2 separate regions of the Homo sapiens genome follow, and region 2 is linked to region 1. A link is a loop called in an ENCODE intact Hi-C map of the cell type or tissue named here. Cell type or tissue: GM12878. All regions are shown on one strand. Each heading gives the region's core, and the rest is flanking DNA. Links, peaks and the distances in the headings are about the cores only.

What was found. Hi-C counts contacts between places; a loop is a spot of excess contacts. Peaks named below come from ENCODE experiments on the same cell type or tissue, not always from the same donor. Only the 100,000 strongest peaks of a DNase experiment are listed, where the experiment ranks them.
Region 2: a loop joins it to region 1, with 11 times the contacts of the local background. A loop is called at or near these places in 17 of 110 quality-filtered maps.

Annotation. Positions count from the first base shown.
Region 1 is chr17:10,619,334-10,636,553 of GRCh38, forward strand. It overlaps MYH3 (myosin heavy chain 3), which reads right to left. Exons shown (of 41, transcript NM_002470.4): 29 at 16,402-16,520; 30 at 16,034-16,230; 31 at 15,507-15,690; 32 at 14,684-14,849; 33 at 14,258-14,382; 34 at 13,143-13,451; 35 at 12,480-12,683; 36 at 12,278-12,403; 37 at 10,955-11,125; 38 at 10,759-10,863; 39 at 10,509-10,604; 40 at 10,264-10,401; 41 at 9,199-9,346. The coding sequence ends at 9,320. LOC124903927 (a long non-coding RNA gene) reads left to right here and starts at 11,299. Exons shown (of 3, transcript XR_007065620.1): 1 at 11,299-11,335; 2 at 12,248-12,431; 3 at 15,352-15,515. MYHAS (myosin heavy chain gene cluster antisense RNA) reads left to right here. Exons shown (of 11, transcript NR_125367.1): 11 at 3,419-6,207. RefSeq lists enhancers at 14,779-14,938, 16,634-16,753. In GM12878, for the core only: a CTCF peak has its summit at 11,908 (motif pointing right); a DNase peak (open chromatin) is centred at 14,638.
Region 2 is chr17:10,679,741-10,688,836 of GRCh38, forward strand. It overlaps SCO1 (synthesis of cytochrome C oxidase 1), which reads right to left. Exons shown (of 6, transcript NM_004589.4): 5 at 6,987-7,102; 6 at 1-1,513. The coding sequence ends at 1,379. Among named protein-coding and RNA genes, the nearest start is that of SCO1, 13 kb to the right of the region's middle. In GM12878, for the core only: a CTCF peak has its summit at 4,316 (motif pointing left); no DNase peak of the experiment used is centred there.

The DNA.
Region 1 (17,220 bases), core at 8,041-16,040:
TCTTGACCTCGTGATCTGCCCGCCTCGGCCTCCCAAAGTGCTGGGATTACAGGCGTGAGCTACCGCGCCCGGCCCAGGCCACTTTTTTTGTTTTTGTTTTTGTTTTTGTTTTGTTTTGTTTTTTGGAGATGGAAAGTGGTGGGGAGATTGTTTTTGTTTTTGTTTTTGTTTTTTTTGTTTTTTTTGAGGCGGAATCTTGCTCTGTCGCCAGGCAGGAGTGCAGTGGCTCACTGCAACCTCGGCCTCCTGGGTTCAAGCGATTCTCTTGCCTCCGCCTCCTGAGTAGCTGGAACTACAGGCTCGTACCACCACACCCAGCTAATTTTTGTATTTTTAGTAGAGAGGGGGTTTCACCATGTTGGTCAAGATGGTCTCGATGTCTTGACTTCCTGATCCGCCCACCTTGGCCTCTCAAAGTGCTGGGATTACAGGCATGAGCCACCGACCCCTGCCAAGATTGGGTTTTAAAGTCTTAAAGCTATGGCAGGGTGCTGTGGCTCACCTTCCTTCTTTCATTGTCTCTCTCTCTCCTTACTTCCCTCCCTCCCTCCCTTCTTTTCTTTCTTCTTTCTTTCCTTTCTCAGACAGAGTCTTACTCTGCCACCCAGGCTGGAGTGCAATGGCATGATCTTGGCTCATTACAACTTCCTCCTCCCGGGTTCAAGTGACTCTCCCGCCTCAGCCTCCCAAGTAGCTGGGATTACAGGCGTCCACCACCATGCCCAGCTAATTATTGTATTTTTAGTAGAGATGGGGTTTCACCATGTTGGCCAGGCTGGTCTCGAGCTCCTGATCTCAGGTGAGCCACCCACCTCGGCCTCCCAAAGTGCTGGGATTACAGGCGTGAGCCGCTGCGCCTGGCCTCCAGGCCACTTTTGACATGACAGTCCCAGGAGCAGCATCACCGACCACCACATATCCAATCCGAGGGAGAGGAAGGAGGAAAGGACTTCTCCATGGGGATGTCCTCACCCAGCCTCGAGATTGTGACTTTCTGGAAACTTTAGTAACAAATGCTGCCTGTGCCAACAGCTTAGCACTTGGTTATACTGTTAATTAATTCCCAGAATCTTAGACACTAGGGTGGCAAATAGGATTTTATGAGTGCCTGAGTGCCAGAGAAGATTAGCAAGAGAAAAAAAAAAAAACAAACAAAAAAAAAACAGAATGGAGAGGTTTCACTCTTGGACATGGAGTTTTGAGAAATCCTCCAGGGCCTGGTTCTCAGAGGGTGGTCCCTGGACCACCAGCATCAGTATCATCAGGGAACTTGCTAGAACCGTAAAACCTTGAGCCCCATTCCAGACCTGAGAATCAGAACCTGGAAGGTGGGGTCTGGTGAGGTGGGTTTCAGCCAACAAGCCCTGCAGAGCATTCCGAGGCATGTTCAAGTTTGAGAATCACTGATTTAGAGCCATGCTTCTCAAACCCCGCTGTGCCTGCCAGTCACCCAGGGATCTCATTAGAAAGCAGATTCTGATCCAGTCGCCTAGGGAGGGTTCTAAGACTTTGCAGTTCTGACAAGCTCCCAGGTGACACAATACTGCTGGTCTTTGGAAAACTTTGTGTAGCAGAGATCTAGGCCTGCATTTCCCAGACAAGCTTTATGATGAAAGTCACCTGGGTGCTTATTAACTATACAAGTTACCAGGTCTCTCCCCTGGAAATTCCCGTTTTGTGGATCTGGCTTTGGGCCCAGGAATCCGCTTTTTAAAACAACTGCTCTAAGAGTTTACCTTTAGGCAGATGATTAGAATCACCAGGGAACGTTTCAATGCAGATTCCCCAGCTCCAACCCAACCTACTGACTCAGAATCTCTGACGGTGCAGCCCTAAATTCTGAATTTTTTTTTAAAGAAAGTAAACCAGGCAGCCAGGCATGGTGGCTCACGTCTATAATCCTAGCACTTTGGGAGGCCTAAGCGAGTGGATAACAAGGTCAGGAGTTTGAGACCAGTCTGGCCAATATGGTGAAACCCTGTCTCTGCTAAAAATACAAAACTTAGCTGGGTATGGTGGTGGGTGCCTGTAGTCCCAGCTACTTAGGAGGCTGAGGCAGGAGAATCGCTTGAATCCGGGAGGCGGAGGTTGCAGTGAGCCAAGATTACGCCACTGCACTCCAGCCTGGGTGACAGGGTGAGACTCTATCTCAAAAAAAAAAAAAAAAAGTAAACCAGGCAATGCTGATGCCCAGCTAGGTTTAGAAACCCTTGGAATAGTTCAGACCTCTCGTTTTTCAAGTAAGGAACCGGAAACCTGGAGAGTGAGATGCCAAAGATTATGAAAGAAACTGGAAGGAAAGTGAAGACTGGAACAGAGATTTTCTCATTCCTGCTTGAGTGTTCTTCCAATGACTGTGTGTGTGTAGCTTTGAAAATACAAAGTATTGGGAATAGGAACTGTGATACAAACAAAGGTAAGTAGGACAGTGTAAGTCATGACTGCTACTCAGGGAGAGTAGAGGGAGTATTTAAAAATGCCCCTAAAAAGGTGCACAAAGGATAGGGGCGTAGCCACTGGTGGGTGGGGAGGACCAAGACAGCCTGAGGTGTGTTAAGATTTCAAGGGGAGATGGCTGGGCGGGAGTAGTGAAGGGGAGCCACATCTGCGGGCACACGTGGAAGGACAGGTTGAGTATCCATCTGAGGCGGCCTGGCGTGGTGGCTCACACCTGTAATCCCAGCACTTTGGGAGGCTGAGGCGGGTGGATCACAAGGTCAGGAGTTCGAGACCAGCCTGGCCAATATGGTGAAACTCCGTCTCTACCAAAATTACAAAAATTAGCTGGGTGTGGTGGTGGGCACCTATAGTCCCGGCTACTAGGGAGGCTGAGGCAGGAGAATTGCTTGAACCTGGGAGGTGGAGGTTACACTGAGCGGAGATAGCACCACTGCACTCCAGCCTGGGTGACAAAGCAAGACTCTATCACAAAAATAATAATAATAATAATAAGTATCCATCTGAGGCAAGTGTACTAAACTGATGGGCCGGGAGGGGGCATTCACAGTTGCTGGGCAGAGCAGTGACAGGTCAGAGTTGTGTTTCAAATAGGCCTAAGTAGGACTAAGTTGTATTAACTAACTTGAATGGACTCAGCTGTAACATTGTCTGTCTTGAACACTACACACTTTGGGGCCAAATGGTTGGTGAACCATGTGTACCCCAGATCACCAGCTCTTCATATCACCATGCAAGCCAAAAATTCGTTTCAATTGAGCCATGACATGCAGGAAGAGACTGCCCAAAATTGCTTCTTCCTTTTTCTGTAACACTTAATATTCAAACTGTCTTTTTAACTCAGCAACACAGGATGATTTAAACTATAGACCTAGTATTAATATTTCCTTACAGAGGTGGCAACAGCCACCAAAACAAACAAACAAAAAAGCTCATGTTCATCTCCACCCCCATATTTCAGACAGTGACATGAAGGCAATGGATTCTCAGCATTACAAGGCAAGACAGAACTTGAAGGAAGAAGGCTGGGAGGAAACCAATGTTGAATGAACACTGACTCTGTGCTCAGCCCTGAGCAAGCAGTGGAATGCCCCTGGGCTGTGAGCCACGAATTCAAATCCCAGCTTGTAGAGCTGTTCTGGGGGTTAGAAGTTTGGGGTCCCTCGTTGCTGCACTCGTTCCAGGTTTGGGGCTGGCGCTGCCCTTCTGACCCCTCCCTAAAGTGGACACAGGAGAAGGAGCGGGGAGAAGAGACAGGCGGCCAGGAGACACCCTGTTGAGGGCTCCCTCTGCTTGCAACAGGACCTGCTGAGGTTGCAGCTGAAGTGCTGGTCTTCCCAGAGAAAACAACCCCTCATTCTCAAAGGATGAGAGTGAGCCCTGCGGGGCTGCATGCTCTTGGCCATGGGAGATCAACTGTGGTCACATAGAGTGTAATCAGTGTGTATTTATGGATCACTCACTACATGCAAGACCGGGACACAGCCGGGATTTACTGTGGGGCTGAAAGCAAGTCACTTAAAAAGGTAAAAATTCATGTCCTTTTAATCTACTTTTCAGCAAGGAACATCACGTCTGAATGCTCGCGGCCTCTGCCTGCCCCGTGGGATGGTGCTGGAAATTATACTCATATTTAGATAGCATTCTCTGCAAGTGGCTGCTGTTGTCCTTCCATCGTCAGCACAGGCAGATGCTGGGAGTACCCACCTTGGGGTGAGGTGGCAAGAGAGGGCCAGCTTGTATCCGCCTCGTTGTCGTCCTTCCTTCCTGACTTGACTCTCTCCTCTGTGGCCTTCTCAGGAGTGGGATGTGGTTGTGAGGAGAATGTGCACTTTACCCCTCACCAGTCCAGAGAGGGGCACATAGCCCAAACCTCTCCCCTTCCCAGAAACCTGCAAGTCCCCCTGGGTGCGCCTGTGTGATGAGGCAGGCTCCGAGAGCCACAGGCTGGTGGGCCACTAGGAAGCAGTAAAGGAAGACATTTTATGATTGTAGCTGGAGATAATGAATTGAAAAGCTGGTCTCTGTTTCTGGAAATGATGCCAGGAGGCCCTCAAAATAAACGCCCACCTGTCCTTCAGGTCTCAACACCTGTTGCTCTTGGGACAGAGATCCCAGGCCCAAAATAGGCACAGCTGCTATGGATGCTCGTCTTGCCCTCCTGGAGCTGAGACTGGGCCATGTTTGGAAATATGTCTCCCTCCATCCCCTCCTCCCATCCTCATTTGGAGCCTTAGGGCTTTAAGACGTGAGCTCTTTCCTCGCTCCCTCTCCCCAGTCTTTCTTGGGTATCTCTGCTCCTCCCATCACCTGTTCCTGGGCATGGCATAGGCAGTTGGTAAATGACAGATGAATGAATACATGTACAAGGAAACACAGATCTGAAATTTCTAGCAGCAAAGTTTGGAGCAGGAAGCTCTGGCTGGCCCTGGGCTTTTTGCTAAGGGTGTTCTGGCTTCGCGTGGCAGCACCCCTCCCCACCGGGCCTTTGCCAGGACGCTCGATCCTCTCTTCGGGCTTCTGAGCAGTGTGAATTGCAAACAGCCATGCCCACTCCCCAGGCCAAGAAAACCAAGTTCATGGCCAGGATTGCTCACAAAAAAAAAAAAAAAAAAAGAACCACTTCTGCCTTATCATTCTCTCTTTATTACCGAAATGCGGAGACAGAAAGTCAACAGAGAAAGAATTGTTTTCCCCAAGGCCACACAGATTGCTCCAACACTTGACTTTTCCTGCTAGGAACTCAATCCAAGAGATGGGCTTTCTTTTGTTCTCTGACTATAAAAGGGTGTCACCTTGTCACCATCTTCTATCACACAGGACCCCTATGGGCTTGGTTTGGTTTTGTTCTTTCATCATTATTATTTGGAAAGTTATATTTCCTTTACTGTCCTTGAGGTGTGAGGCTTCACCTCATCTTGTCTCCATATCCCTGAGTCACTAAGGAGTCCTATGTCAATGACACCTCTCCATATGCTTTACCTAAGCTGCCCCTTCTCTCAGCAAGTTCGCGCCAGGCTTCCCCATGAAGGCCACCTAAGGGTGTCTATCGTCCCCCTCCTAAATCTCCCCAGGACTTTTGAACAAGGGCCATGTCCAGTTTAATGTCACACAAAGAAGACTCATCAAAGCCCAGGAGTTGGGAGTTCTTGCTCCTCACTGCCATGGAAAGCATGAAACATCTGAGATAAAAATAATCTGTGCCATCCCCTGGCTCCGGATGGACAGCAGTTGGGGCATGAGCGCCTCCAGAATGTCTCAGCATTGCTGAGGGTAACCGGATCGCCGCTCAGATCCAGCAGGCAGCCTCAGAACCTCCCAGCTGCTGTTGTTTTTAGCACCGGGATTATTGGTAGGGGTGTAAATAGACATCTGTGTTCTGGGTGGCTCGCTCACCCCACATTCCTAGGCACACTTGTTTTATTAAAGCTCTCAGCTGTCGGGTGATCCAGGCGTGGAGAAATGAAAGGCCGCCCTCACCAGCTGGTGGTGGACTGCAAACTGCAACCAGTTTTCCCCCATAAGGACATGTTACTCCTATTAGAAACTGTGTCCCTCACATGTCCTTAAGAAGCGGGCCATCTGCCAATCATAAATCGAGATCTCAGCCGTTCCAAATAAAGAAAGAGTCTACCCTCCTTGCTGGCAGTCCTTTTATAGTTGACAGATTTTTTTTTTTAATCTTGTGCTTGGCCATGTATTTCTTGTGTAATTAAAAAATTATAAAAGGTAATAAAAAATACAAATCCACTGCTAAGAGATTTAAGACTCAATAAAAATTTCAGAAAGCCAGAGGTTTCTGGATAGTATGAGGATTACAAGGAGAAGGTTAATAAATTCCATGTCCCAACACCAGAAAAAAAGAATAAAAGAGAAAAAACAAGGCTATTTATGAAAAGGAAAAGTAATTAGAAATGGCCCTTAATGGCTGAGTGTGGTGGCTCATACCTGTAATCCCAGCACCTTGGGAGGCCGAGGCGGGTGGATCACCTAAGGTCAGAAGTTCGAGATCATTCTGGCCAACATGGTAAAACCCCGTCTCTACTAAAAATACAAAAAAATTAGCCAGGCATGGTGGCGTGTGCCTGTAGTCCCAGCTACCTGGGAGGCTGAGGCATGAGAATTGCTTGAAACCGGGTGGCAAAAGTTGCACTGAGCCAAGATCGCACCACTGCGCTCCAGCCTGGGTGACAGAGTGAGACTCCTTCTCAATAAAAATAAAAAATATAATAAGAAATGGTCCTTAATTTGGAGAGGCTCACCCAAAAAAGTGAGCCTGAAGAGAAGGCGCCCTTCATTCTTTTGCCACCCTGTTCTGGAGCCCATGTACGAAAGAGCCAGTGGATATTGCAAATGAGCTAAAGTCACCCAAGTTCCTACTGAATGGTCAAAGGTCCTATCTTAAGAGAGGCTCTCTGAGGATGGGGTGGGCTGAGGTGGTGGACAAGAGGAGGGTTATAGAGAAACACCTGGAGGACGCTAACAGAAACAGTCGATCATCAAAAAGAAAACACGAAGCACGCTTTGGGTTCTATCAGCCCAGTTTCAACACAGCTTTACCCTGTGCGCCAGCTCTTTTGAGGGATTTCGCCTGTCTATGTGGCCGGCTGCCCCGGTAGAAGGTTAGTACTTTGTAGGGTAAAGGAGTCTTAGGATCTAGAGAGAATCCAGCTCTGCCATTTTGACCTTGAACAAATCACTGAGTTTCGTCTTTTCATCTGTAAAGTGGGTGATAAGGTCCATCTCCTCATCGCCAAGTCTGTATGCTGAGGGCACGAGAGAGTGCATGCCAAGTGCACATGGGTGGAGTTCAGTAAATAGTGGCTGATCTCATCCTCCTCCTCTCCATGGTCGGAGGAGACCCCCTCTCTGGCTCGTGTGGCACGGCAGCTCCTGATTTGGAATGGAATTGGTGCTTTCATTTTTTGCTTCTTAATAACACAGCTTACATTTTCTATAGTCGTGGGCATCCTTTTTTTATGGAATAAATGAACATGGGTGACTTTGGTCATAATATTCACTCTTAGAAAATGAATCTTTTCATTTATATCCTTCACAAAATCAGAGCCTAATAGAAATAGTCACAGGTCACTTCCAGCACCAAACTCCGCACCTTCTCCTTTGTGGGAAATGTCACACTTTGCCAATAAGTGGACACAGGGGGTTCCACGGCCCCAGGTATTTTCAAGTGCAGAGGCACTCCAGTTCTGCATAAAATGCATCAGGGGCCTCTTTTATTAATTCTTTAAGTCATAAGTTCTGTAAAATAAGTTTACTTCAACGATCTCTCGCTTACTCTTCCTTTCTGGTATGTACATATTTTACCACCTTTTTTTTTTCTTTTTGAGACAGAGTCTTGCTCTGTCTCCAGGCCGGAGTGCAGTGGTGTGATCTTGGCTCACTGCAACCTCCGCCTCCTGGGTTCAAGCGATTCTCCTGCCTCAGCCTCCCGAGTAGCTGGAACTACAGGAGGGCACCACCACACCCAGCTAATTTTTGTATTTTTAGTAGAGACGGGGTTTCACCATGTTGGCCAGGATGGTCTTGATCTCTTGACCTCGTGATCTGCCCGCCTCGGCCTCCCAAAGTGCCGGGATTACAGGCGTGAGTCACTGCGTCCAGCCTTTACCATGTATTTTTAAAAGATAAGGACTATCTTAGAAAGCATAATCACAAAATCACATTATACCGTGAAATGAACAATAATCTCATGTCACCATCAATATCCAGTCAATAGTCAAATTTACCAATTGGACCGTGTGTGTGTGTGTGTGTGTGTGTGTGTGTGTCTATTTTTTAACAGCGTGTTTGTACAAAGCAGTATCCTAACAAGGTCCACACAGTGCAATTGGCGGATAGGTCCACTAAGTATCTTTTAATCTACAGGTCTCCCTTGTATTTGTTTTATATTTTTTCTTTGCAATTTATTTATTGAAAAAGCTAAATGATTTGTTGAGTTCCCCCACATCTGGAGAGAACACCCCTTGGCCTTTCATTCTCACCTGAGTCAAACTAGGTCCCCTAATCTTCTGGAATCAGACAAAGAAGGGAACTTGGCAGCTATTGCTAATAAATTTACTGATGACAATAAACAAAGGATCCCAGGCTAGAAGATGCTCTTTCTAGTAGCAAGTCAACCAGATAGTTATTTGACTTCCTGCCTTCCTTCCCTCTTAAGGTAAAGACAAGGTTATCTTGGGTCAGGGGTGGGATTTTCTGTTGTGCAGCTTTGAAATAGTGCACACTGATCTAAGATAACAGTAGTAGATTTAGACTGAGCGCTTGAAGGGGCCAGCCTCTTTTTTATTCATTTATGTATTTTTGATAGCACAGTGCTTACATGAACAGCTGCCCAACAAATATTTACTAGATTTCAGATGTATTTCCCCACTAGAATGTAAAGAAGGAGAATGTGGGCCTTTGCTTTATAACCTTATTCAACTCAAGACAAGGGCTTTTCATGAGCCTACCTTTGTGTTTCCTTCATGTCATATTAAGAGATGACTCTTTTGAAAAGCTCTCCCTCCCATTCCCCACCAAAGCAAAGGTTAACCCGGAAGTTTTTTTTTTTCCTTTTTGATTTAAGCCAAAAGCCATCTCTCCCTCCGCACATGCACACACCAATTGAATTTACCGAGCCATCTGCTTACAAAGCTTTCACCTCCGAGCATACAAACCATCAAACTAGGAACCATTTCTGCATGGGGAAGAGGAAAACAAATACAGCAAAGCGGCCCCAGATTGAAACAAAGCAAAGTTTATTGCATGTGAAAAAGAGTCACATGGACATTAAGTATCAATGGTCAGGAATCAAGAAAATATACATTTTGCATATCTTCTGTCCTGCTCCAGAAGGGCTGGCTCACTCTTCACTCTCGTGGACCACCATCTAGGAAGAAAGTAGGCACCTGGAGTCAAGTCGGGTGGCAGAGACACATTCCCACCCACCACTTCTGCCGGCTGGCATCAGAGTTGCTTGCCTACTTCAGTGGGACACAGGATATTTTTTGGACCTTGGGAAAACGCACGATTGCACACATGAAGTCACCCCATAGCCTGAGAAACTGGCCCTCCGAAAGAGCAAGCCCCAAACGCTGGAGACCCAGCGACCTACTGTCGGATGCTGTGTGTTCAGCGGGCTCTGGAGGGGGCTCCTGCAGCAGCCTTTTGTTACCAGCAGGGGGCGCATGAAAGAGCTCAGTGGGACCCGCTCGCTCCTTTTCAGGATGGCGGTTTGTTTTGTTTTGTTGGGATACATGTGCAGAACGTGCAGGTTTGTTACATAGGTATACATGTGCCATGGTGGTTTGCTGCACCTATCAACCTGTCATCTAGGTTTTAGGCCCCACGTGCATTAGCTGTTTGTCCTAATGCTCTCCCTCCCCTTGCCGCCCCCACCCCCGGAAAGGCCCCGGTGTGTGATGTTCCCCTCCCTGTGTCCACGTGTTCTCACTGTTCAACTCCCACTAATGAGTGAGAACATGTGGTGTTTGGTTTTCTGTTTCTGTGTTAGTTTGCTGAGAATGATGGCTTCCAGCTTCATCCATGTCCCTGCAAAGGACATGATATCATTCTTTTTTATGGCTGCATAGTATTCCATGGTGTACATGTGCAGGATGGCGGTTTTTATTGTGACTCACAGACCAGGATTCTAGCGAGGGTCCAGTCAGCTAAGTGACTTTAAGCACTTTCTCTTCCTGAGCCTGAGACTCCCCAGCTCTAAAGTAAAGGGTTCTCTGAGGTTCCTTCCAGCTAAGAAGTTTCTACAGTCCCTGGGGGGGGGCTCCTCCCAGCTCAGCGACTCACCCTGCTGGAGGTGAAGTCTCGAGTCTTAGCGCGGAGCTTGTTGACTTGAGATTCTGCGATATCCGCACGTTCCTCGGCCTCCTCCAGCTCATGCTGAGCCTTTCGGAATTTGGTGAGATGAGCATTGGCTTGTTCATCCTAAAACCAAAGAGCCCAGGCAGGTTATATCAGCACGCGCCTCTCTCAGAACTCACCACGGGAAACAGCACGGTCTGCCTGCCGCAGTCAGCACCTATCTCACTTACAGCCTCCTCCGCCTGCCTCTTGTAGGACTTGACTTTCACTTGCAGTTTATCCACCAGATCCTGCAATCTCAGCACATTCTTCCTGTCCTCTTCACTCTAAGAATGAGAAAGTGGGAATGTCACTGGAGAGGAGGGGGCAGATTTGCACACGGCATGGGCAGCTTTCTGGGCCAAAGTGTTTCTTCCTGTGGTTTGATGGAGAATCTGCACGTCACAGAGGACACGATCATGGCGTTTGCGTTCCACTTACCTGGTACGTCAGCTCCTTGACCCTCCGCTCATACTTCCTCAGGCCCTTAACAGACTCTGTGTTCTTCTTCTGCTCTCCCTCAAGTTCAAACTCCAGCTCTCGGATCTGGGGGAGAGGGTGGGGAAATTAGTCTGGGGCTGCAGCGTGATTGGGAGGCTGGAAAGCTCAGCGCAGGCGGGGTTCCTCCTGCACACACCCTGGTCTCCAGTTTCTGGATCTGCTTCTTCCCGCCCTTCAGCGCCAGCTGCTCGGCCTCATCTAGACGATGCTGCAGGTCCTTCACCGTCTGTTCCAGGTTCTTCTTCATCCGCTCAAGGTGGGCGCTGGTGTCCTGCTCCTTCTTCAGCTCCTCCGCCATCATGGCAGCCTGAAAAGCACATGGGACTTGCTAGGATGCAGAGGAAGCTCCAGTGCCTTGGAACTGTCAAAACCTGGGGACCTCGGAGGACCAGAGACCATGCTAAAGAAAAAGGACAGGCCAGGCGCGGTGGCTCACGTCTGTAATCCCAGCACTTTGGGAGGCCAAGGCGGGTGGATCACCTGAGGTCAGGAGTTCAAGACCAGCCTGCTCAACATGGTGAAAGCCCATCTCTACTAAAAATACAAAAAATTAGCTGGGCGTGGTGGCAGATGCCCGTATTCCCAGCTACTCCGGAGGCTGAGGCAGGAGAGTTGCTTGAACCCAGGAGGAGGAGGTTGCAGTGAGCCGAGATCTCGCCATTGCACTCCAGCCTGGTCAATAAGAGTGAAACTCCATCTCGGGGGTGGGGGAAGAAAGAAAGAAAGAAAAAGGACAACGGGTGAGACTGTGATGAAGCACACTCTGCCACCCTGGAAGAGGGCCAGAGCTACACCCAGTAGATAAAATAACCTAATCAATGAGGCAATGAGAACTTTAGCGACAGGCTGGGAAACAGTTTCTTCCCTTTCTTAAGCTGGCCTCCTTTGAAACTCTCCCCTGCCCCAGGGAAATTCTTTTTTCATTACCACCAATATATATTTTCAAAGGAGCTTGAGACTTAGAGTAGTCTGACTTGATACTCAGCCTCATAGATTTGGGGATAGTGAGATTAAGGGAAGGCCTCTGGAGAATTAAGGCTGTACAGGAACAACAAAATCGCTTCGAGGTAAAGTTCTCCCGCCAGGCAGCAGGTGGCGCCATTAGCGCGGTGGGCCGCCGGGAGAAAGCCTCGGAGACCCAGGAAGGGAAAAATGTGTGGGATATTAACACCTCAGGTTCTTGTTTTCATATTTGGAATAAGTCAGATGTTGAAGGAAAGACATGCACACCTCTCCACAGGCAGAACTACTAGGATATAATCCCTTCCTGCCTTTTTTTCTTATGCCCTTCTTCTAAAGTGCAGGAGGGAACAGGGGAGTTTGAGCGGAGATGGGAGCCCTCGGGGAGCAGAATGTGCACCAGGTGTGGCTGGGGGAGACCGCACCTGTCTAACTATGTGAGGGCTTTAATGCAATGCAATCCCGGCAGCCCGAGGGCAGCAGGAAGGAGACGCCTTACGTCCGTGATGGCCTTCTTGGCCTTCTCCTCAGCGTTCCTTGCATCCCTGCTGGCATCTTCTACCTCACTCTGGAGCTGCATGAGGTCTGTCTCCAGCTTCTTCTTGGTGTGGATGAGGCTGGTGTTCTAGGGCAAGAGGAGGGCTGTTAACCAGGTGCGTATGAGGCTGGAACCTCGCCTCTCTTCCTCTCCCTCCCCTCACCTGGGTATGCAGCAGCTGCACCCTCTCGTTGGAGTCCAGGAGCTCCTGTTCCGCCAGTTTCCGGGCCCTCTCCGTCTGCTCCAGAGTAGCCCGCAGCTCCTCCACCTCGGCCTGCAGCAGGTTGGCTCTGCGCTCCACAATCGCCAGCTGCTCCTTCAGGTCCTCCTGGCCCCGGAGGGCATCATCCAGGTGGAGCTGCGTATCCTAGCCAGAGAAAAACGAACATTCTATTTGAAGTTGAGGCGTTAGGACCACGAGCCTCATCTGCATCTCTGAGTTTTGTTTGTTTGTTTGTTTGTTTTTGTTTTGTTTTGTTTTGTTTGTTTTGAGACAGGGTCTTGTTCTGTCACCCAAGCTGGTGTGCAGTTGCGTGATCTCAGCTCACTGTAACCTCTGCCTCCTGGAAAGCAATCCTCCCATCTCAGCCTCCCAAGTAGCTGAGACCACAGGCTTGTGCCACCATGCCTAGCTAATTTTTATTTTTTTTGTAGAGATAAGGTTTTGCTATATTGCCCAGGCTGGTATCAAACTCCTGGGCTCAAGTGAGCCTCTTGCCTCAGTCTCCCAGAGCGCTGGGACTACAGGCGTGCACCACTGTGCCCAGCCTACATTTCTGAGTATGTGAGGAGGAGAGAGGTTTTTCCCCGATGGGTTCTCTCAAACCTTCAGCTGTCCCTGGACACTCCTGAGGTGTTTGAGGGTCTCCGCCGCCTGGCGGTTGGCGTGGCTCAGCTGGATCTCGATTTCATTCAGGTCCCCCTCCATCTTCTTCTTGAGCCGGATGGCTTCATTCCTGCTCCGCACCTCGGCGTCCAGGGCGCTCTGCATGGTTTCCACTGTTCTCTGGTAGTTCCTCTTCAGCTGCTCGATCTCTTCATCCTTCTCGGCGATCTTTCTATCAATTTCTGATTTCACTTGTGTCAATTCAAGCTGGATTCGGAGGATCTTGGCTTCTTCATGCTCAAGAGCAGCCTTTAAGAAACAAAAGCAAATCAAATAGTGTCTGTGATGGTATGGAGCCAGCTCCACTACCCTGCAGGATAACAAAACTTCAATGGAATAGTCCTAAATCTAATCCTACAATAGTCACAATTCACTTTTTAAATGTCCCCAAATTGGCCGGGTGCAGTGGTTCACACCTGTAATCCCAGCACTTTGGGAGGCCGAGGGGGGCAGATCACCTGAGGTCACGAGTTTGAGACCAGCCTGACCAATGTAGTGAAACCCTGTCTCTACTAAAAATACAAAAATTAGCCAGGCATGGTGGTGCCCGCCTGTAATCCCAGCTACTCGGGAGGCTGAGGCAGGAGAATCATTTGAACCCAGGAGACAGAGGTTGCAGTGGGCCTAGATTGCCAGCATGGGCAACAAGAGCAAAACTCTGTCTCAAGAAAAAAAAAGTCCCAAATTTATCTTCAGTGCAGAAATAAAAGCACGTTTCATTGCTTTTTGGTTTTGATTATACTATCAACCAATAATAATGTTTAAATCATATTTCTTAGGAGCATAAAGCACTTTCTAGATATTTTTAATTCATGTAATATTTTGTAAAATCTCATCTTTAGGCCTATTTAATATGACAGTCTTCTCCAATAAATTTAAGATAATTCACAGGTATTATTCAGCCTCACAGTTTTGCTGTGTGACGGGAAAGCAGCAGGCATTAGGACTGTGATTTGACAAAGGCAAAAATGGAGACACAGCATGGAGCAGCCAGCCTCCCTGGCCGTGGCTCACCATGGCTGCATCTGCGCCTGAGCCTGCCTCCCAGCACTCACCTCTGCTTCCTCGAGAGCCAGCTGGATATCAGCCTTTTCCAGCTCAATCTGCTTTCTTGATTTCTCCAGTTCATGGATGGTTTTGCCATTTTCAGCAATTTGTTCTGTGAGATCTGCTATCTCCTCTGTAAAGAAGTAAGTTTCAGTTGCATATGAGCGCCTCTGCGTGGGTTTCCAGACATGCAAAGCATTGACTCAATGCTTTTTACCTGGTTTATTATAATCCTAAGGTTTCCTGCTTCCTAGAGATAAGATATTGTACAGAGAGAGGCTAAAACGTAACCCGTCAGATGGTGAACACTTTCTGCATGTGCATTAACACACATGTGTGCAGGAAACTGAGTGATGAAGCCACACCCACGCCAGCATGCTCTCGAGCAATAGAGCATGAAAGGAGGAGGTTTCAGAGGGTTTCGAATAGCTTACGCTCTAAGTTCTTATTTTCCCGTTTCACAGTTTCAAGTTGATCTAAGGCTTCCTCGTAGGCATTTTTCAGTTTGAAGAGCTCAGTGCTCAAGGAGCGGGACTCCTTCAGGGATGCCTCCAGCTCTGCTTGGCTCTCCTCACACTTTGTCTTCCACTCTGCCAACACCTGAAACACCGGACGGAAGTTCTCTCCGTTTCTGAGCTCTCCTCTAGGTTTCTAACAAAATACTAAATAACTAAATTAAATGCAGAGTTAGGGCTACACTTGGCATCACTTGCCTGGCTCCTTGTTGTCGATTATTGGGCTAATCAAGATTCTGTTCCATAAATGTACTCAAGGTAATGAGTCAGGAACAATTGCCATCTTGAAAAAGCAAATAGATCCTTTGAGAAGGAATTAGCTGGGCATAATTGTCCTTTTCCTAATATAAAAAGGGCCCTGTACTTCTAAATATTTCATTAAAGCATTGGTTCCAATCAACTTTATCTGCCATCTTGAAAGAAGGGCTTCCAGAAAGCCTCCCAATAGGATCTCAGCTTAGACAGACCAGTAGTACGGAAAGGAAAAATGCTTAGGACTGCACGGACATTGTAGAAATTGGTTTGTTTCCACGGACAACATTTGAAAGGGACCTCTACCCCCAGCCCATTCCCATTCTGTTTTGCAGATGAGGAAACTACAGCCCGGTGAAGTTCAGGGACTTGCCCAAGGCCACACTGCTGGTGAGGGCAGAGTCAGGTCCGGGATGCATTCTCCTCCTTCCACGGCTGCTAGGAATCCCTTACATCATGGCATTCACCCAGCACACAGCGGACCCCACACCTTGTCAAAGTTCCTCTGCTTCTTGTCCAGAGCGGCGGCCAAGGAATTGGCTCTTTCAACATCAACCATCAGATCCTCCACCTCTCCTTGCAGCCTCTGCTTGGTCTTCTCCAGTGAAGCACATTTAGCATTCACTGCCTCAACCTGTTCCTCGGAATCTTGAAGGCGCTGAGCAAGTTTTTTCCTTAAAGAATATGAAAGAGAAGCAGCTGTTATTTCAGTTTCCATCCACTTGAACATCACTATTCATCAAGTTGGAATCACTAATCTATGTGATTCAGACACCCATGTGTTTTTATACGCCCAGGAGAATTTCCTGTCTACTCAAAATCTGGGATCAATAACTTGCCTTGTGTCTGACCAAGATCAAAGCTGTTTGTTTTAATAAAATGTGCTAACGCCAGGTCCCTCTAATGGCCCAGCACCGCATTTAAAGACACATGAGATGGGGAAACGCCTAGTAATAAAAATAAATTCATCGAATTCATTCCTAAGTAGTTCTTCTAAAAGCAAACAGAGCTGCGCACTTGGCCTCCTCCAGCTCTTCTGTGCGCTGGATGGCGTCCGTCTCGTATTTGGTTCTCCACTGGGCAACCTCACTATTGGCCTTGGACAGCGCCCTCTGCAGCTCAGCTTTGCCTTCCTGCTCCTCCTCATACTGTTCCCGCAGCAGGTCACAGTCGTGGCGGGAGGACTGCAGGGCGTGCGCCAGGGCGTTCTTGGCCTGCAGAAGTTAAAAAGAGAAGAGCACCTGATATATTTAGTGCCAGGTGCATGATACAATCCAAGTGTGTCCCTTCTATCACCACCTTCTGAATGAAGTTGCCTTTTATTTTTTCCTCCTACAGGTGATATTTAAAAATAAGGGCAAAGAAGTCTTCCTTCAATGGTGTACCTTGTTCTCTTCCTCCAGCTGCCTCTTGAGCTCTTCTGTTTGCTGGGTAAAGGCTTGCTTGCTCCTGGAAAGTTGGGATACTATGCTTTCTTTTTCTTCCAGCTGACGACTCAGCTCACCTGTGTCCAGAAGGAAATAGTTTCATTTCATTTATTCACTCATTCACTCACCAACTTTCTATTATGTGTAGGGCACTGTGCTAAGATCTGGGGAGACAGAAAATGATAAGATATGGTTTCTTCTTCAGGGAGAAGGTATATGGTTCATGAAAAGGAAACTGAAAGCAGAACTGATAAGGTATTGTTGTAGGCCAGGTGCAGTGGCTCACGCCTGTAATCCCAGCACTTTGGGAGGCTGAGGCAGGCAGATCACAAGGTCAGGAGTTTGAGACCAGCCTGGCCAATATGGTGAAACCCCATCTCTACTAAAAACAAAAATTAGCCGGGCGTGGTCATGGGCACCTGTAGTCCCAGCTACTTGGGAGGCTGAGGCAGGAGAATCACTGGAACCCAGGAGGTGGAGGTTGCAGTGAGCCAAGATCATGCCTCAATCTCAAAAAAAAAAAAAAAAAAAAAGATATTGTTGTAAACTACTGGAAGGTGGGACTGATGTCTGTCAAAAAAAAAATCCATTGAGAAGAACTGTAAATGTAAACGTTACCAGGAGCACCTAATAACTCCCATCAGACCTCCCCAGTGGCAGGTGTTTCCAGCTGTTTATTGATTTGTTATCGACAAATACATAGGGAAATACTTAGAGCTTTATATCTCTAGTTAGACTCTTGGGGGAATAGGGTAAGTTCAAGTTTATATGCTTACA
Region 2 (9,096 bases), core at 201-8,200, 53 kb after region 1:
AAATTTATTTATTTTTAAATTCATTTTAATTTCTGTATCTCTACATAGATATATCTAGAGGGTCTCACTCTGTTGCCCAGGCTGGAATGCAGTGGTGTGATTATAGCTCACTGAAGCCTTGAATTCCTGGGCTCAAGTGATACTCCATTTCAGTCTCCTGAGTAGCCAGGACTACAGGCATGTGCCACCATGCCAAAAAAATCTTCTGTAGAGATGGGGGCGGGGGGGGGGGGTCTCACTATGTTGCCCAGGCTTGTCTTGAATACCTAACCTCTAGCAATCCTCAGGCCCTGGCCTCCCAAAGTTTTGGGATTATAGGCATTAGCCATTGTGCCAGGCAAGTTATTTCCCCAAAAAACACTTTCTTAAGGGATGGTCCCAGTCCGCCAGCATCCGAGTCACCTGGGGTATCTGTCATGGAAGCAGGTCTCTGCATCATACTGCAGATTCAGTGAATTCAGCTCTGGGTCTGGGGAACTGCACTTCAGCAAGCGTCCCACCCACCTGCCCGCTGGAGCCTGTGGGTCTCTTTCCTGAGAACTGTGTGCAGCCATCTATGTACCCACTCATCACCCATGAAAAAGATCACGCTTGTCTGAACAGCAAAACTGAGTATGTTTACTTTACACAAAGTACAATCCAGTATATGCAGAAAGGTACTCAGCATCACACTCGTGATCAATATCCTCTTATTTCCATTTGGTATGTCACTGAAAACCTGGCACACCACTTAGCTAAAAATCACATAAAAGAACCCCTAGAGAAATCAAACTGATGTTTTTTTTCCCCCAAACAATAGATTTCCTCTTCATTAGTCAAATCTGATAGTGATATTCATTAATAAGGAAAACTAAAGTTTTCAAGCATCAACTCTGAATGGCAGAGACCCTAATCTGACTGTTATTAGCCACCAAGAACTCAGAAGAGCAAAGAACTCAAGAAGAGGCAAGCAAGAGCACTATGGAAATTATATTCTTTTCTGTGAAATTCAGTCCCACAGCTATTTGAGCAAGGGCCCAAGACGATGGAGAGGCGGCAAAGCTGCTGGGAGGGCCTGTTCGCAGGCAGGAATGCACTGGCTGTGCCTCGCCCCGCCATGTCCTTCCACAGGTGGGCTCTTCACTGGCTTCACTTCAGCTTGATCCTCTGGTCTCCCCACAGCTTCCTGGGAGACTTTGGGTTGTAATCTTTACAGTTCCAAGAATCAATTTTGGTTGAACGCAAGGGTAACATCCCCATCCAAAACAGAAATGTTCTCATGGTATGAAGGCCATTCTGTAGAGTGCACGTATATATGTTTATATTTATATAGGCTCCTATGCGAGACAGTTTCCTTCCTCTTAGCAAGAGAATACTGCATCCAGCAACACTGCTTTGGCTAGCTCTTTTTTCTGTATGGCCTCATGTGTGTGGCAATTGAAGCAGCTATTTCTCCCTTCCTCTTGTTCTGGCCAAAATAATCTAGAAACTCACCATCTGGTCCAATCAAGTACATTATTATTGTGTGATCCACCTGCAGAGAAAAGGGGGGAGAGTGTGACAAAGATTACCAAAATAAGCTGCTTATTTTACTGAATGTATGCTGCAAGATAAGAGAACTTTACATTAATGCTTAAATAACCTTTACAGCATCTATTATTTATGGAATAGGCTTAAGTCTATCATAGCAAATTCCTAACAAAAATTGTCTAAAATCTTTTGTGTCCTAAACATCTGCACTGGTTATTGCTTGTCACATCAGCTAGAACCTGAAATTCTTTTGGTTTAATCCTTAACATATTTACCCACACACTCTGAGAAAAGAATTCACCTTCTAAGAAATAGCTGCTGCAGGCTTTCATAAAGCAGTCAATGTTTGTGGAATAGCAATGCTTGTTGAAAAATACCTTCATTTTTGAGTAAGATATCTCCTCAGACCCTAAACATGTTACAAACAGACATCACATGGAATTAAGTGTTGGTGAAAAACTGCTTTCTTTAGTAAGTTCTTGGGTTTATTCATGTTTTAGAAAGAACTGGTTGTCATTCATTACTGCCAAAATTCTGCTTACCACGCTTTATGAGAAGAAATCAGAAAACTAATCATTAGTTTAAATAATCTATAAATTTGAACAATATTTAGTTTTAATATTAGTAATTCAAACAGAAACAGGAAAAGAAACATTTTTCTCCCCAAGGAAATTTTTGTCTCCTCCACTGAATAATCCTATCTGAAATCAATCCATCACCTGGAAAGCAAATCCTCGGGAGCATAAATGCTGCCCCCCTAACCAGAGAGTCATCGTAAACTCAGCATCCATTTTCCCAGCAAAGTCCTAAAATGGTCCCAGCTCTAACTTTAACTTAGATTAGTCATCAGATTTTTTAGTTAGACACTTCCATAAAATCCAATTTTAAGTGAGATTTGGCACTTAGAGTCCTTGGAATTTATTGCAGGCTTGACTGCTATTTGGCAAGACAAAGAAAGACAGGAATGTGACTACAAATACCAAACTGGAGACACCTCCCAAACATACCCCAGCACGCACTATATGTCTGTGAGGGTATTATTTTTTATACACACATTCTTAAGATAGCAAATGGAAAGAGCACTTGCCTACCCACATAAGGAAAGAATGTACACCAAAAGAGCGCCAACAACTGGATTCCAAGTGCTGTGGGATAGTTCACCGCAGGAGCAAGACGGGGGGCTACGTTTCTCCACATATTTGATACAGAAATCAGAATTAAGTCTCCAGTTCTCTCTTCAAGCCTTACTCTGTAGCTTACATCACTCTTTCTCCCTATTTCTTCCTTTTCTCTATTCTCTGTTAAAAAAAACAAACTACAGTATGTGGGACTTATTTTCTGAGTGTTCTTAATATAAATTACCTTGTAGTACACAACAAAAATATTATTTTATCTGTATCTGTCGAACTTGTCAGAGGTCACTCCTCAATATTCCTTTGGGTTGTGACAGAGCACATTGACATTTATTCTAATACAGAGGTCTACAGAGGTCTTCCAAGTTCTAGTACTTCCTTGTATAGAAAAAGGACACTAGCATTAACTGACAAATTCTTTCACATGTCATCTTAAGCCATGAAACAGGTATTCTCCTCCTCTTCAAATGATATCACAGGCTGGAGAGAGTAAATTATATAATTGGTAAGTGCCAGGCCTAACTTTAAAACCTAGAATCTGTCCAGTTTCAAAGTCCACAAACTTTTATCACCACGTTGCCTCTAGCTCCAATTCTAATGGAGAGCAGCAACTCAGTTTTTCTAGTGTGCAAGTTACGTTTTAGTGTGAATTATTTTTTGAAAAGGTAATATATGCACATAGAAAACGAATATCCAGTTAATGTATACAATGAAAATGTCCCTCCCCCTCTTCACACCCAGAGTGCCTCAGTTCCCCTTAGAGTGAACCAATGCCATCAGTTCCTTCTGTATCCTTCCGAAGAAATTCTCTGCATCTACTATGTGTATATATCCACTACCACTTATTTTTTTTATACACAAGTAACAATATATTCTACAGTACTTGCTTTCTCATTTAACAATATATTGGACATTGTTCTACGTTAGATTATACACAGTAGTTAAAAAATGGTTACTGGATTTTCAGTTTTTTCTCTTTAAAAACAATGCCATAGGGTATATTTATAGGATAAAGTCCAAAAAGTAGAATCTCTTGCATAAAAAGTATATAACTTTAAATGTGAGAAATACTGTTAAACTGCCCTCTGAAGAGGGTGTATGAGTTTAATTCCTATCAACAATGCATGAGTGTGCCTGCTGTTCCAAATTCACTCCTGCAGTTTATTTCCTGCTTTTCCAATTTCGACAATATATTTTCAGATTTTCTGACCACTGCTGAGCCAAGAGAAAAATGTTACCTCATTATACAATTCACATTTCTTTTATTATGAAACTGCACATTTAGGTTTGAAAGCTATTTGTATTCTTTTTTCAAAAGTATTTTCTAACTAATATCTATATAATAATATAGTATTATATATATATAATACAATAATGTGCAGATCCAGCTTTCTATGGAATTCCAAATATTTGGTATACCCAGTTCGATCACTCTGAAGAGTCCACTCAAAAGCCAGAAGCTTGCCTGTTGTTGCTGTCGTTTGGGATTAAGAAAACTTCATTCCATTACATCTCAACATTAACCTTAAAGGTACCCCCTTACTTCCTGCAGGTCCTTAAATGATAACAGAAGTTTCCCAAACCATCCTATGGATGAAAATCTGTGACCTCAAGGGACTGAAGTCATACTAATGAAAAACCTAAGAAGCTGAAGAATGTCTCCCCCTATTGGATGATTTAGCAAATGTACAGCATGAATTCCTCATCGAATCTCATCAAAAGTCAAATTCTTATGGCAGTAGGCCAGTATTTCTCAAAATGGGGCCAAAGATACATTCTACAAGGTCCAAGAAGTTTCCATAAGACTTACATATTTTTGTTTTCATTTGTAATTAAAAACATTAATATCCATATTCTGGATTATCTGTGTTGTGAGTATAAATTTCAGTGCCCAGGCTTGTGTTTGCTCCATGATCTCACTGGCACCTAGCTGCCCACTGCTGTTACAGGCAGACATGAATATGATACATTCTTGCCAAATCAACACTAACCAGGCAAGGCAGGCTACACGATTAAAGGTTTCAAAGTATTTTAAATAGAAAATGCAGAGGGGCAGTTGAGTAGAGTTGGGTATGTGATAGCAGTCTGACCAAAACCCCCTCCCTTCTTGCCCTGAGCAGCACTTTGGTTTCAGCAAAATCTCTTGTCAATGTAACTGAATGTTTTCAATTTAAGTTTTGCAGGCTGTTTGGGTTTATTTGTACAACTGCTTTCTGATTTGACTTTCTGACTCTGAGTTATGAGTTCTAAGCATCAAGACTATGGAGTGTTACCTAGTTTAGGACTGTATACATTTAAACAATTTAATATAACTCATTTAATGCTGGAAATCAGACTGATGAGCTCATCTATTCCTGCTGTCATCATCGGATAAACTCAAAACCAGTTAATACAACTCTCTATAAAGACAGAAGTCCGGAAAGTCCTTTTCCTATGGTTTCCTCTTTTGGCCACTGTGGCTCTCTGCTCTTCTCTCATTCTGCTAGAGAAGCAGCAAGAGGAAAACAGAGGAGGGTCCCTCTACTTTCCTTACAATTAAGGCTTAAAGAAAAGTGCTCATTTTTCTCATCTTTTACTCCAAGGAATCCAAGTTTCCCTAATTCTACGAGGCACCACATCTGGAAGACAGGATTACTGTGTAGGCTTAATTAAGGCAAACAGGCCAGAACCTTGCTTTTAATTCAGGCTGTAGGCTCCAGGGGCACACACGTTCCAGGTTCAAAGGGACAAAGAAATCATAGTTGGCTGTTGAGACAAAGCACTGCAGTGAGACATCCCATCCCCTCTGCATCTCAACTCTTGGGATGGGCCATGGGGAGCTGCTGGATCAGTGACTCAGGGTCTTGGCCATCTTTCTTTCTACAAAGACAGCTTCACAGCTAGAAAGGCTCTTAGGATTACTCTGCCCAAACAATATTATAGAAAAAACAGAGTATGACAACTAAGAAAAATACTGAAATAATGCTAAAATACAACGCCGACTCTTCATATGATAGGAGAAAAATGTCCAAATTGAGAGGAAAATTGGTGGATAGTGGTGGTGCTAATGCCTTTTGGTGCTTCACTGTGAAACCACTGACAAGAAAAGAAACACAGTAACTTGGGCATGACCTTAAGGCTTCTGGGGCAGTGCTGATGAATATGAAGATAGTTAATTTAAGAGCTACACAAGTACAACAGAATTTCTGTTCCTTATCATTAAAAAGCACATATTTAACGCCTAACTGTCCAAGGCATATAGTCAATGGGCAAATAAACCTTTCATCTTTTGCTTTTCAGAATTCTCATTCAACCTAAAAATGCAGTTCTCCATGGCCTAAAACTGGTTCTCCAGAAGAGCAATTTCTGATACCTCTACTGGGGACACAGTGAGAACCAACACAATCTTTTTAAAATAAGTGTTGTTCCAAATGATGGCTTCTCTTTATTTCCAACATGGCACCCAAGTATCTGGTTTTAAACTGCCCTAAAATCCTATATGCCACTATAAGAGAAAAACAGGCAATTGAATTATGAGAACAGTGAATATAAATCAAACAATCATCTTTTAAAAAACTGCTTCTGGCTGGGCGCAGTGGCTCAGGCCTGTAATCCCAGCACTTTGGGAGGCTGAGGTGGGCAGGGCAGACCACCTGAGGTCAGGAATTCGAGACCCCCTGGCCTCGCCTGGCCAACATGGCAAAACTCCTTCTCTACTAAAAATACAAAAACTAGCCAGGCGTGGGAGCACATGCCTGTAATCCCAGCTACGCGAGAGGCTGAGGGAGGAGAATTGCTTGAATCCGGGAGGCGGAGGTCGAAGTGAGCCAAGATCGCACCACTGCACTCCAGCCTGGCTGACGGAGTGAGACTCCGTCTCGAAAATAAATAAAAAGTAAAAAACATGCTTCTATTATCCTTTCAAATATTCAAAATTCCTAAGGAGGCTGGATGCGGTGGCTCACGTCTGTAATCCCAGTACTTTGGGAGGCTGAGGCGGGTAAGGTCAGGAGTTCGAGACCAGCCTGGCCAACGTGGTGAAACCCCGTCTCTACCAAAAAATATAAAAAAGTAGCCAGGTGTGGTGGCGCGCACCTGTAATCCCAGCTACTCGGGAGGCTGACATAGGAGAATTGCTTGAATCTGGGAGGCGGAGGTTGCAGTGAGCGAAGATTGTGCCACTGCACTCCAGCCTGGATGACAGAATGAGACTCCATCTCAAAAAAAAAAAAAAAAAAATTCCTAAGGACTTTGCAATAATCTTAGGTATTCTCTCTTCTCAGAAGCTAGTCAGTCATTGAAAGCCTTATGACTATTTGGGATCTGGGAGCTGGTCCATGGGTTAAAACTGGAACATTTACTCACTATGTAGTCTTCATCTTCGTCCTTGGGGCCAGGGCTGTAATACACTCTGTATGCTCTGGCCACTTGATCGACCTCTTCTCTCGTGCCAGTCAAGCCAACCAGTTTGGGAGAAAATTCTAAATAAAAAATGAGAGAGACAGTGAAAAATGAGAAGCCAGTAAAACAACCATCTCTACTTCAAAAAATGTATCAGTTGTAAAGCAGCTCTACTGCCACTTTCTTCCTGTGAGTCTCCAAACATTTCTTCACGATTCAAAGGAAAAGGAGAAGAAATTCACAAAGAACAAATGAAAATTCTCCTTTGTAATATATAAGTCAAATCTTTTTATGACTATCTAGTAAAGACCTGGAGGGAATATTTTCTAATCACTTGTATCACATTTTAAATTGATTTTTAAGGAGTAGTCACATGTAGTTCTCAGATATACTAAAGCTTAAAATTATTATCATAAATTAAATACTATAACTTTTCATGGCATCATATGGGGAAAAAAATTTGCTTCATAACTAAGTTCATATCAGGTCAAAATACCTGTGTCTTATTTTCCTGCAAATAATTTCAACACTGGTATCAAGTTCTACTCTTTACTTCTGATTTAAAAAAACTGGTTAATTAATACTAGTCATCCCCAAAACGCAATCTTAACAAAGTTCTGAAATAAGGGCAAATCATTCACAGCGTGTATCTGCTATTAAGTTTTTGGAATTCATGTAAGTGAACCGGTAGAGGTCACTTAAAACAACTGGATTCATCAAACTACTGAAATGACAGCCCAACATTTAACAGCAGTTCCTTTTTCTAAAGGTACAGAAGCCAATTTTTGTTCCTTGGATGAACTCATCATTCTAAATGAGACATTGTTCAGATTCTGAAAAGACAGGCTTTCTTTTTCCACTCTGAGTAAATAAAGAGAAAGGTGAATGAAGCCTGAGTTAGCTGCACATTCAAACTTTTTTTAAAACTAAATTGCTGAAACTGCATTTTTTTCTAAATACCAAATTAAAGTTTTAAAAATCTCCCCAAAATGCAACTAGTAATGACTACATCATCAATCGCTATGTTCTGTTGAAAATTACCATAAAGTCTGGTGTTTTGGTTAGGTACAGCAACTCGAATGTCTACTCATTTGGGGATATTATGGTTTGGTTAGTAATATGTGATTTTTGCCAATATAACACATGTTTAAATTGAAGACTGTGCATAACTCAATGAGTTCATAAATATCTGTTTTTCATTGCTTCATGAAATGACTATACTATTGCCCAAATTTCTGACAAACCTATAAACTGTAGATATAAATTATGCTTAAGTATACGTAGTAAAAACTCTAAACTTCAAGAAGAAAACATAAACCTTCGTAACCTTAGGTTAGTCAAAGATTTCTTATATACCAAACCAAAAGCACTATATTAAAAGGACAAACTGATAAATTTGGACTTCATTAAAACTGAAAACTGCTGTTTGAAAGGCACTGTTAAGAGACTGAAATGACGAGCCACAGACTGGCAGAAAATATTTGCAAATCACACACCTAACTTGTATCCAGAATATAAATAATACATATACACATAATGTGAAAACAAAGAACTCCATAAAAAGCGGTCAAAAGATATGAACAGACACTTCACTAAAGGTAATACAGATGGCAAATAAGAGCATAAAAAGAAGCTTAACATTAACAGTCATTAAGAAAATGTATGCCAAAACCACAATGAGATATCACTAAGCACCTACTAGAGTGGCTAAAATTAAAAAGACTGGCCACACCAAGAGTGGTGATGCTGTGGAGGAGCTGGGACTCTCATATACTGCTGGCAGGAATGCAGAAATATACCATTTTGGAAAACAGGTTCTCAGTGTCTTAGAAAGTTAAAATACACCTACTATATGATCTAACCATTCCTATCCTATTTACTCAAAAGAAATGAAAGCATGTGTCCACACAAAAACATGTACATAAATGTTCTTAGCAGCTTTATCTGTAACAGCCAATAAATGCAAAAAACTCAAATGTCTATAGGTGAACTATTAGTCAGCAACAAAAAGGAATGAACTATGATACACAGAAAGTGCAGACTAATCTTTATCAATAGAAAGCAGTTCTGCAGG